2 separate regions of the Mus musculus genome follow, and region 2 is linked to region 1. The links are chromatin contacts, found by Hi-C in ENCODE. All regions are on one chromosome and are shown on one strand. The core of a region is the stretch at or near the end of the contact, and the rest is flanking DNA. Distances in the headings are between cores, read along the strand shown.

The links. A loop is a pair of places that touch in the nucleus more often than their neighbours do.
Region 2: a loop to region 1 is called in a map of left cerebral cortex, with 5 times the contacts of the local background. The contact joins the enhancer-like site here to the promoter of 4933407L21Rik in region 1. A Hi-C loop is called at or near these places in 21 of 37 maps with a recorded cell type or tissue (CH12.LX, Patski, T-helper 17 cell and 6 more).

Annotation. Positions count from the first base shown.
Region 1 is chr1:85,927,030-85,931,699 of GRCm38, reverse strand. 4933407L21Rik (RIKEN cDNA 4933407L21 gene) reads right to left here and starts at 3,217. Exons shown (of 3, transcript NR_037692.1): 1 at 2,608-3,217; 2 at 1,164-1,229; 3 at 1-415.
Region 2 is chr1:85,869,020-85,873,765 of GRCm38, reverse strand. No RefSeq gene overlaps it. Among named protein-coding and RNA genes, the nearest start is that of Itm2c, 23 kb to the left of the region's middle. Within about 2 kb of position 3,041, at least 1 of the 3 ENCODE cell types and tissues checked has a DNase peak (open chromatin) inside an H3K27ac peak, as active enhancers do; it is left cerebral cortex, where a contact is called at or near this core.

The sequences.
Region 1 (4,670 bases), core at 1,968-4,467:
TTTTACATGCTCCTCATGATAGGCTATAAGGGTGGCACCCAAGCCTGATAGGGCATACAAGAGTAACGTCTAAGATTATATGTTCAGCCAAGTTCTGTATGTATGCTTCATTTACCTCTAAGGAACACCAAGACACAAAGGTAGCCTGTTTGCCTCACTGCCTGAGAGGGTGCCTCAGGTTTTCGGGAACTGAAAGGCACATTGAGTACCCCAGGAGTCATAATGCATGCCTCTCAAGGCAGCCAGCGCACAGAACAGGCCTACTTCCCAAGCTAGAAATGGTAGCTGCTCATCATCTCTCTCGAGGTCTTGCAGGATCCTCTCAGCTGTGCATGCCTGGCACAGGTTGGCTGCCAAGCAACAGCTCCAGGCCTCACTTCCAACCAGAAGGCATGGGAGGCTCAGCTCCCAGATCCTGGCAACAGATGACAACAGGGAATGGGTCTTGTCCCAAGCCTCTCACTTCTGTGTGTGGGCAGCCGTCACAGTAGGAGTGGGGAGAGATAGACCCACATGCACCGGTTACCAGGAAGATCACAGTTTTCTTAAGGTTAAAATAACACCTCTAACCCCCCCAACAGCATTGGAGAGGGCTCTGTGGCTGACAGTGCCATTGCTACATGGGGACCCAAGGCAGGGGGCTACATCTCTCTCCCTGAGCTGAGTGGGGAAGCCATGGAAGCCACTGCTGACTCAAACAGTGCCTCAGAATAATAAAGAGACAGATGTCAAGTTGCTAGTGACAAGTTGAGATTTGTGTGTGTGTGTGTGTACGTATACATATATTTGACAAAACTCTGGGCCAATGAGGTCCTGTTTCAAACACAAAGTGATAGGTACCTTAGGACCCACACACAAGGTTGTCCTCTGATATTCACATGTGCATTGTATATGTGTACACCTGCACACACATGTGCTTCCATATACATGACAAACACCCCTTCCCCCCCAACAGTGTTTTATGAACCAGGTTTGGTGGCACATACCTGTAATTCCAGCACTTGTGAGGCAGAGACAGGAGGGTCAGAAGTTCAAGGGCATCCTTGGCTACATAGTGAGTTCAGGGCAGCTCCGTTTACTTGAAACCCCATCACACACACACAAAAAATATCAAGGAAAGCATTCCACAAATGTGAGAATAAACCAGGCATGGTGGTCCTCACCTGTAATCTCGGTGCTCTGAAGATGCAACAAGAGGATCACTACAAGTTGCAAGCCAGCCTGATAATCTGTCTCAAAACAAAACAGCACAAAGTGACGCTGGAAGACAGTCACATTTCCAACTTTGTGTATTAGTTACTGTCTCTGGAATTAAAATATTTCTTTAAGGGCCAGTACATTCTCTTCTCCACAAGGCATCTAAACAATTGCCTGCACTTCCGTAATAATTTGTGTAGTCCAGTTAGATCTTCTCATTTGGAAAGAGTATTGTGTGTATTCATCTTCTCTAAAAACAAATGTATTTTTGTTTTGTGTATGAGTGTTTTGCCTGCATATATGACTGTGTACCACCACAAGTGTGTAGTGTCCATGGGGGCCAGAAGAGGCATCAGATTCCCTGAATGAAACTGGAGCTAACAGGTTGTTATCCACCCTGTGGGAGCTGGGGACCACGCCTGGATCTTCTTCTGCAAGAGTATTCAGTGTTCTTAGCTGCTGAGCCATCTCCCTAGGCCAGCATTCATCTTCCTAATGATCAAGTAAGAACACCCTCATTACTTAGTGCTGGACATATCTGGTACTTGTCCTGGTACCTAGAAGAGCTTAGATCTGAGCAGGTGAGGCAAATCCATATTCTTCTAATGAGCGATGGATGCGATGATAGAGTGCGTATGGATTTTAGTCAGGATTTTACCACTGTGAGCAGATACCTGTGAGAAACCCGAGGTAGGAAGGATTTCCTTCAGCTCACAGTTTTAGTGGACTCTGCGGTCCCTACGTGGAGCAGCACAAAAGCCGTCAAAGCAGCTGCAGGCCCCTCCTTCCAGCCAAGCCTATGGCTGCAGCAGTAAAATGTCTAAAATGGCGGCACCACCCACCACATCTCAATCTGCATACCTCACAGGAGCTGTCCACAGTGGCAGCACCTCCTCTCCAGCCTCCCTCAAGCAACGCCACAGAGGATGGTGCCTCAGCAAAACCAGCTGCAGCCGGGAAGGAATTCCTACACTAACTCATGGGCCTGATGCAGAAAGACCCACCAGTCCCTGAGCTTCCCCCCAAAACCCACCAATCCCTGAGCACAAAACTCCACCAATCCCTGAACAGGAAAACCCATCAATCTCTGAGCTTCCCAAACTCGGGGCTTGAAATCCCACCAATCCTCAGTCTGGAAATCTCTGCCCTGAAAAGCTCTGCCCCTTAAGAAATCCTAGAGAAGGCCTGCCCTTTATCCAATTTCCGGCTGCCCACTTCTGAGAGCAGAGAAGGCAGCCATCCCTGGATTCATCCCTCCACACCCTGGACCTTTCAATAAATCTCGTTCATGAGATTTTTCTGCCTGCTGTGACTCTCTCATCAGAAGAGGACAAGAAAAGAAGCTCTGAAGAGAAAAGAAGAAGCAAAGATGGAGCTGGGCTGAGGCCTCAGCTCGGCTGGGATACTCACCCTGGGGAGCTGCAACACCTCTGCTGAGGAGGCTTTCTCTCTCTCAGAGCTGTGTGGTTCCTGGGCTCCTGTGTCTCACTGGGATGCATCCTCCCCTCAGAGCTGTGTGGTTCCTGGGCTTCCGAGTCCCCGGATGCCCGTCCAACAGAGCAGAAACACTTAGAGGTTCATTTCATGGTGGCTTGACTGTGCGGCAGTACATCACAGTACTGGGACAGGTGTGGAGGAAGCTGTTTCCTTCTTGGCAGACAGGAAGTAAAAATGTAACTAGAGACTAGAACCTTGGTGTTTCCCTTCAGTGACCTAGTTCCTCTGACTAGGGCCTACCTCCTAAACATTCCAGAGCCTCCTCCAAACAGCTTTACCAGATGAGGACCAAGTGCTCCCCAGATCTTGTAGGGAATTTTATATTCAAACCATAATAGTATGGCATCTTCCAGAGACAGTATCTAGGATAACGTCCCTCCTCCCTCTCTGTGCAGGACACAAAGGCCCAAAGCTAGGGACCCTCACCCCACACTGTGCCTTTGGATGCTTTCTGCCAAGAAAGAGGCTGAGGGAGGCCTAAGGCTGTTGGAAACACCCCAAGGCAGAGGCAGTAAGCAGTACTGGTTGCCTAGCAACTGCTTTGCAACTGCAAGCTGCTCCAGGCCCCCAGGAGGAGCCCCTAGTTACTTGATTTAGCTCCAACTGGATCCTCTTGCAGGCAACAAAGAATCCTACTGTTAATTAAAGATGAAATGACATTTCGATGGTGAGAATGGCTACGAAAAAAGAGGAAAGAGCTGGGGCCATAGGGCATGGGTAAGAATTTTCTCCTACCAGAGAAACAGAGCAGAGGAGAGGCCAGCTGTAGGGCCAGACCTCATCCACAAAACCCCAGAATGACAGGTATCAGCCCTTCCTGACAATTTCATCTCAATGTCTTAGAAACCCTGCAATAGGAATCTACTTGGCTGATAACTCTGAGATGTTACCGACTGCCTTGGGGACAAGTACAGATCTGTCCCCTTCCTGTGGTGGGGACTCACTGAAATACAAAAGGATTTGAAGGTCCTGTACACAGACATCAAAAGCAGGCCAGTGGTCCATACCTGGGTGGGAAGGAACAGGGATGCTGCTGTGTGCATGTAAGGGTTTGGTGGGTAGCACTGAGGGAAGGTTTCATCCATACATGTCTACTGCAGAGGGTTCCTGACCCAGATGTGAGCACCTGGCCACTGTCACTTAAAGGGCTAAGAAATGAAGGAGATGTTCCTCGCACAGTTCCCAGGGGATTCTCCCATGTCACCATCCCTGGGTCTCTCTGGGGGGCCCATCCTGTGTGCTTCTGGTACTCTTCCCACAGGGTAGTAGGGTGCTTGAGCAGTTTTGTTGACAGGAAACCCTCACCCACATTTCTTGGATAAAAAGCAGGTTTTGGACAGAGACTGATGGTGGTGATAGCCTTATAACTTAACAAGTTTGCTGGAAATGATTGTTTTACACAAGAAAGAAAGGAAATATTTTTTTTCCTGTGAGGATGTACGGTCATCACTCAGAACAATGGAGGTTCCACTCTCTTACAGGAATTAACATGGTATTTGTATAGGACCCATTTTCACGTGCCACATACTCTAAGGGTATTATTATATTAATAATTATTATTATTAGTAGTATTTTATATATATATATATGTATATATATATATATATATATATATATATATATATATATATATATGAAGTGAATGTGTTCAGGACTCATGCTACCACATACGTGTGGAGGTCACAGGACAGACAGCTTTGTAGAGTCAGTTTTCTTCTTCTACCTTTCCATTGGTTCTGAGAACCAAACTCAAGTCCCCAAGCTTGTGTGGCAAGCACCATTATCTGCTGAGTGCACCCCCCATATACTTTAAATCATCTTTATGTTACTTAAGATGACATGATACCATATAAATGTTAAATAAACAGCTTGTGCCCGGTTGGGAACAATGGCAAGAAAAACTTCTGCAGGTGTTCTTTACAAATGCATTTCCCCAGATATTTTCAGTCCTATTGATTGGCTCCTCAGATATGGCA
Region 2 (4,746 bases), core at 1,792-4,291, 58 kb after region 1:
AGCATCTAGGCAGACATGGGTGAGAGCTCCACATCTTCATCCAAAGGAAGACAGGAGCAGACTGTCCTCAGACAGCTAGGAGGAGGGTCTCAAAGCCCATCCCTACAGTGACACATTTCCTCCAACAAGGCCACACCTGCTCTAACAAGTCCAAACCTCCTAACAGTGCCACTTCCTGGGCCAAGCATATTCAAACCACCACAATGGGTATCACCCCCTTTTAGCACCTCTGGGGACTAGCTTGTGCTAACCTTCAATCCTACAGTCCCACTTTGTCTCCCTCTTGGTTCTCCTTCCTTGCTTAGATGTTTAAGCTTCCTTCTGTGAGGGAAGCTATATGCTTGTCAAGACTTTGGATTGGGGGGAAAGTAACTTTAACTTAGAAGATGAATGTTCAAAGGGTTACATTGAAGCCAAATCTACTCTTAGATCTGTGGGAATTTTCCCCATCCATCCATCACCTGTTAGCTTGGTGCATTTTGTTGGTCAGGCACTGGCATTTGGATGTGAGCTGTGACCTATGAGTGTCCCATTGCTTGCTCCTTTGCATTTATGTTCTAGTAAAAGAGACAAAAATAAGCACATAAACAACTAATTCTGAGAGTGCTCAGTGCCTAGAGGACAGAAAAGAGTGACAGAGACAGGAGGACTGGGTGTAGTGGCATTGGCAGCTGTGGTTGGATAGACCTCTCTGGGAAGATACACCAAGGTGAAAAGCAGAGGGAGGAGCTAGCATCTGGGGATGTATGTTGGGAGGAGGGAGGAGAGGATGCCCTGAGTGAGTGAATTCCTTCATAAATGTGTATGTACATACATACATACATATCATATACATGACATATATTGTCGGGCGCTGGATGTGGGGAAATAAGTGCAAGGGGAGGGGGGGAACCTGCGTCCCTCCAGAGCTTGGGGAGGCTGTTCGAGAGGATGCAGGAGACTGCCACAGGACCCCATGGAACTGACACAGGATGGGCTTTGGGGCCGTGTTAGTCTGCCAGAGCCCGTTCTGGAAGGCGCAGTCTGAACTCCAACTCTCAGGCACCACAGAATGCTGGGTACTGTGAAAGAGCTGGCTCCGGGGTCCCTGGGCCTCATGGAGGCCAGAGAAGACAGGTTCTCAGTCTTGGGCATCCCAGATGCTGGTGGGATGTTGTGGAAGAGCTGAGAACAAGTGGGGGCCCCGGGGGCAACTTGGTCAGCCCAGGGGCCAAAGGAAGAAAGGACAGGGAGGAAGGCACTGGGTGGTTTCTGGGCGGGTGGGCAAGAGTCTGGCTAGCTCAGGCTGCTAACTCAGCAGGTGGTTTGGTAGGCAGGTGGTGGTGGTGGTGGTGGTGGTGGTGGTGGTAGTGGTGGCCGTGGCTAGAGCACAGGAAGGACTCCCAGCGGGAGCTTAGACAGCTGTTAAAGGGAAACCTGCTCTATTGCTCCAGCCCGGCAGATCCTGATAAGAAGAATCCATGATTTTAGAGTTTTATTGTAGAAAAGAAGAGAGAGAGAGAGAGAACAGTAAAGAGGTGGAGGATGGCCATGGCCATGTGGAGAGAGGGGAGAAGGGAGGGGGAAGAGAGGGAGCAAGAGGGATGGAGAGAAAGCAAGAGAAGCAAGAGAGACTGGAGGGGCCAAGCAGTCCCTTTTATAGTGGGCTGGGCTATCTTGCTGTTGCAGGATAACTGTGGGGAGGAGCATACCTGGCTATTGCCAGGCAACTGTGGAAGTGAAGTCTGGACAGCCTATGTGACTGATGGCCACAGAATGATGGATTTGAAGGCTCATAGTGTCAGGCATTTGTGTCTGGTGGCGTAGCTCACTGTTCTGTCCCTTGTAGAATTTTCTACTGGGTCTCTGGAGTAAGCCTTGCTTGACCAAAACACAGACTGCCTTTCACAGTCCCACAATATATGACATATAATACTATATATAGTATACTATATGTAACTATATATAATATAACATATGATGTGTGTGCATTTATATTATGTTCATTGGAGTTTTGCTTGCATGTATATCTGTATGAAGGTGTTGAGTTCCCTGGAACTGGAGTTACAGACAGGTGTAAACTTCCATGTGGGTGCTGGAAACTGAACCCAGGTCCTCTGGAAGAGCAACCTGTGCTAACCACTTATCCATCTCTCTATTACCAGGAGTGTGTATTTGGACCTGGGCATGACCTTTCAAGGACTCCAAAACCGATTGGCTCTGGGTGGGAAACTGGCAAAGCCATTACTTATATGGGCCAGGCTTAAGTGGCATAAAAAGGCTTTCCTCTGGAGTTGGAGCATGAGCGTTGATGGATTAGTGTTTGAAAACAAGTGACTTCGGCTTTCTCCTCCCAGAAGAGACCTCCTACAGAGACTCCTCCTCTTCATGTGTTGTACCTAACGAGCAGTAGAACCCCAGCCACCTGATCCTATGTTCATCTCGTGTGTTCTGTGTATCTGTCCTTTTCTTCATACCTTTGCTGTCCCTGGTCAGGTCTGGAACCCCACCCACAATTAAGATGGGCTCTCCCACATCAGCTAATTTAATCACGGCAATCTCTCAGAAGCATCTTCGGAGGACTCAAGATCTCAGGTGCTCCCTGAAACAATGCCTAGAGAAATTTGAATTTCGGATACACAACAGAAACTTTTTAGTGTATGTTTGTCCATTTTTTATTGGGCACCAGTATTCAACCTGGCAACCCAACTGGCTTCTGCCTAGGGACTGTTTGCTGCATAAGGGATGCAGGTACTGTAGCCGCCCATGGCCACACGAACCTGGTTCCTGAAAGGGAGACTGGAGCTATATGGGAGGAAGCAGCGGGGGTGAGGGGTGGGGTGGAGGGGGTGGGTGGGGGAATAACAAGACCAAGACAAATTCTGATCAAGGCCCAAGAGTTTACTAACAGTCTGTGCTTATAAAGGGGGAAGGCCCATCCTCCGCCACACCAGGCTCTTGATGCTTTGTTGCCAGTCTGTCAGCACTTGGTGCAGGCTGTCAGCACTTGTTTGCCAGGCTTGTTGTTTATCTCCAGAAGACAGGTTCAGCCTCTGCGGGGTTGTTTTGGAGAAGAGTGCAGGTTGTAGAACAATAGACCTATCTAGGTTGAAAGACTCCACCCTAGGTGGTCTCACAGCTACAGAACAGGTCTGAGTCAGCCTCCTCAAGGCTGGGGGAAGCTACAAGGTACTCTTAATTTCTTCCTTCTTTCCTTCCCCTCCCTTCTCCTCTGTGCATGTGAAGGTCCTGGAACTCATCTGTAGACCAGGCTGGCTTCAAACTCAGAACTCCACCTGCCTCTGCCTCCCAAGTGCTGGGATTACAGGTGTGCGCCACCACTGCCCGGTGTGTAACTATTCTTAAATGACCAAGGTGTAACTGTTCTTAAATGACCAAGGTTTCTCACAACCCACGGAGCTTCTCAGTTCATCATCATGAATTTTCTTCCCTCACAGGAAGCAGGCTGGCTTCAGTAACAGCCCATGCTTAGGCTAAGTTTTCCTGACAGAATGTTGGCTTGTGTCCTCTGAGTGTCCGGCATGGTTAATCTTACCATCTGCTTTGGAATCCGTTTCCTTCAGCAGTAAAGGGTAAATTCTCTCTCCACTGGGCATCTGGTGAGCATTCAATGCTTTTTCTTGCATCCAGCAAGAACTCCACGTTCCTGCTAGAGCTGTTACCCACCCCCACCAGAACCTCCTTCAGGACTTACGTAAGACGGCATCAGCTATTTCAGCTAATTTCATATACATTTGGCGCCTTTTAAATGGTTTTAAAGGCTCTCTTTGACTTGCCTGTTTCTTCAAATGCCTCCCGGGAGGCATCCATTTTTGAAGTGGCTTATTATAGCTGGTTTTAAGCTCCCACCAGCCACACACTGCCTTTCCCCATCTCCAACCCCAAGGCCTCCAATGGCTTCCCTCCCCCACACCAGCCTCTCACAGGCTAGATACTTTGTTTCTTCTCCTTGCCCATCCATTCTCACCTTGCTTTGATTATATCCCCCGCACCCCCCCCCAAAGGTCACAATTTCCACACCAAGCACACCAAGCCTCCCCTAATCCTGTCTAAGGGTTCTCTCCCCCTTTGCACCAGGAAGGCTATTACAGGTGCATTTTTCTAAAGGCTGCTTTTTGTAAGCTGTTTGCTTTTTTGTTTTTGTTTCTCTTTGTGTACTTTCCCTAAAATGTCTGTTTGAAGCCAAAGTAAAGAGTTACTGATTTCAAGCTTTGTATAAATGGCTTATGGTCTATGTCTAGTGATTGTATAGCCCTGGCTGTCCTGGAACTCACTTTGTATACCAGGCTGGCCTCGAACTCAGAAATCCGCCTGCCTCTGCCTCCCGAGTGCTGGGATTAAAGGTGTGCGCCACCACGCCTGGCTGTGTGTGAGTCTTGAAGAGGTTTTGTGCTTGCTAGATATGTGTTCTACCACTGAACTACTGCCCTAACCCTCCAGTAATTTAATCTTGAATCTGGTTTCCACTAGAGGTTTTTGTTGTGGTGATTGTTTGTTTATTTGTTCTGAGCCAGGGTTGTTAGTTGTTCTTGTCACCTTGACACATGTGGAGGGAGGGGTCCCTGGAATTGCTTAACCAATAATGCCCTCCATAGGCTCAGATGCTAGGATACTTGGTCCCAGTTGGTGGTAGGCTTAGGAAGTGTGGCCTTGCTGGAGGTGAGAGACCCCCATTTCTGGGAGACCCTCGCTCAAATCTTGGGATGAGCTGACGCCCCAATAACTCAAGAGAAACTGTTCTTGATG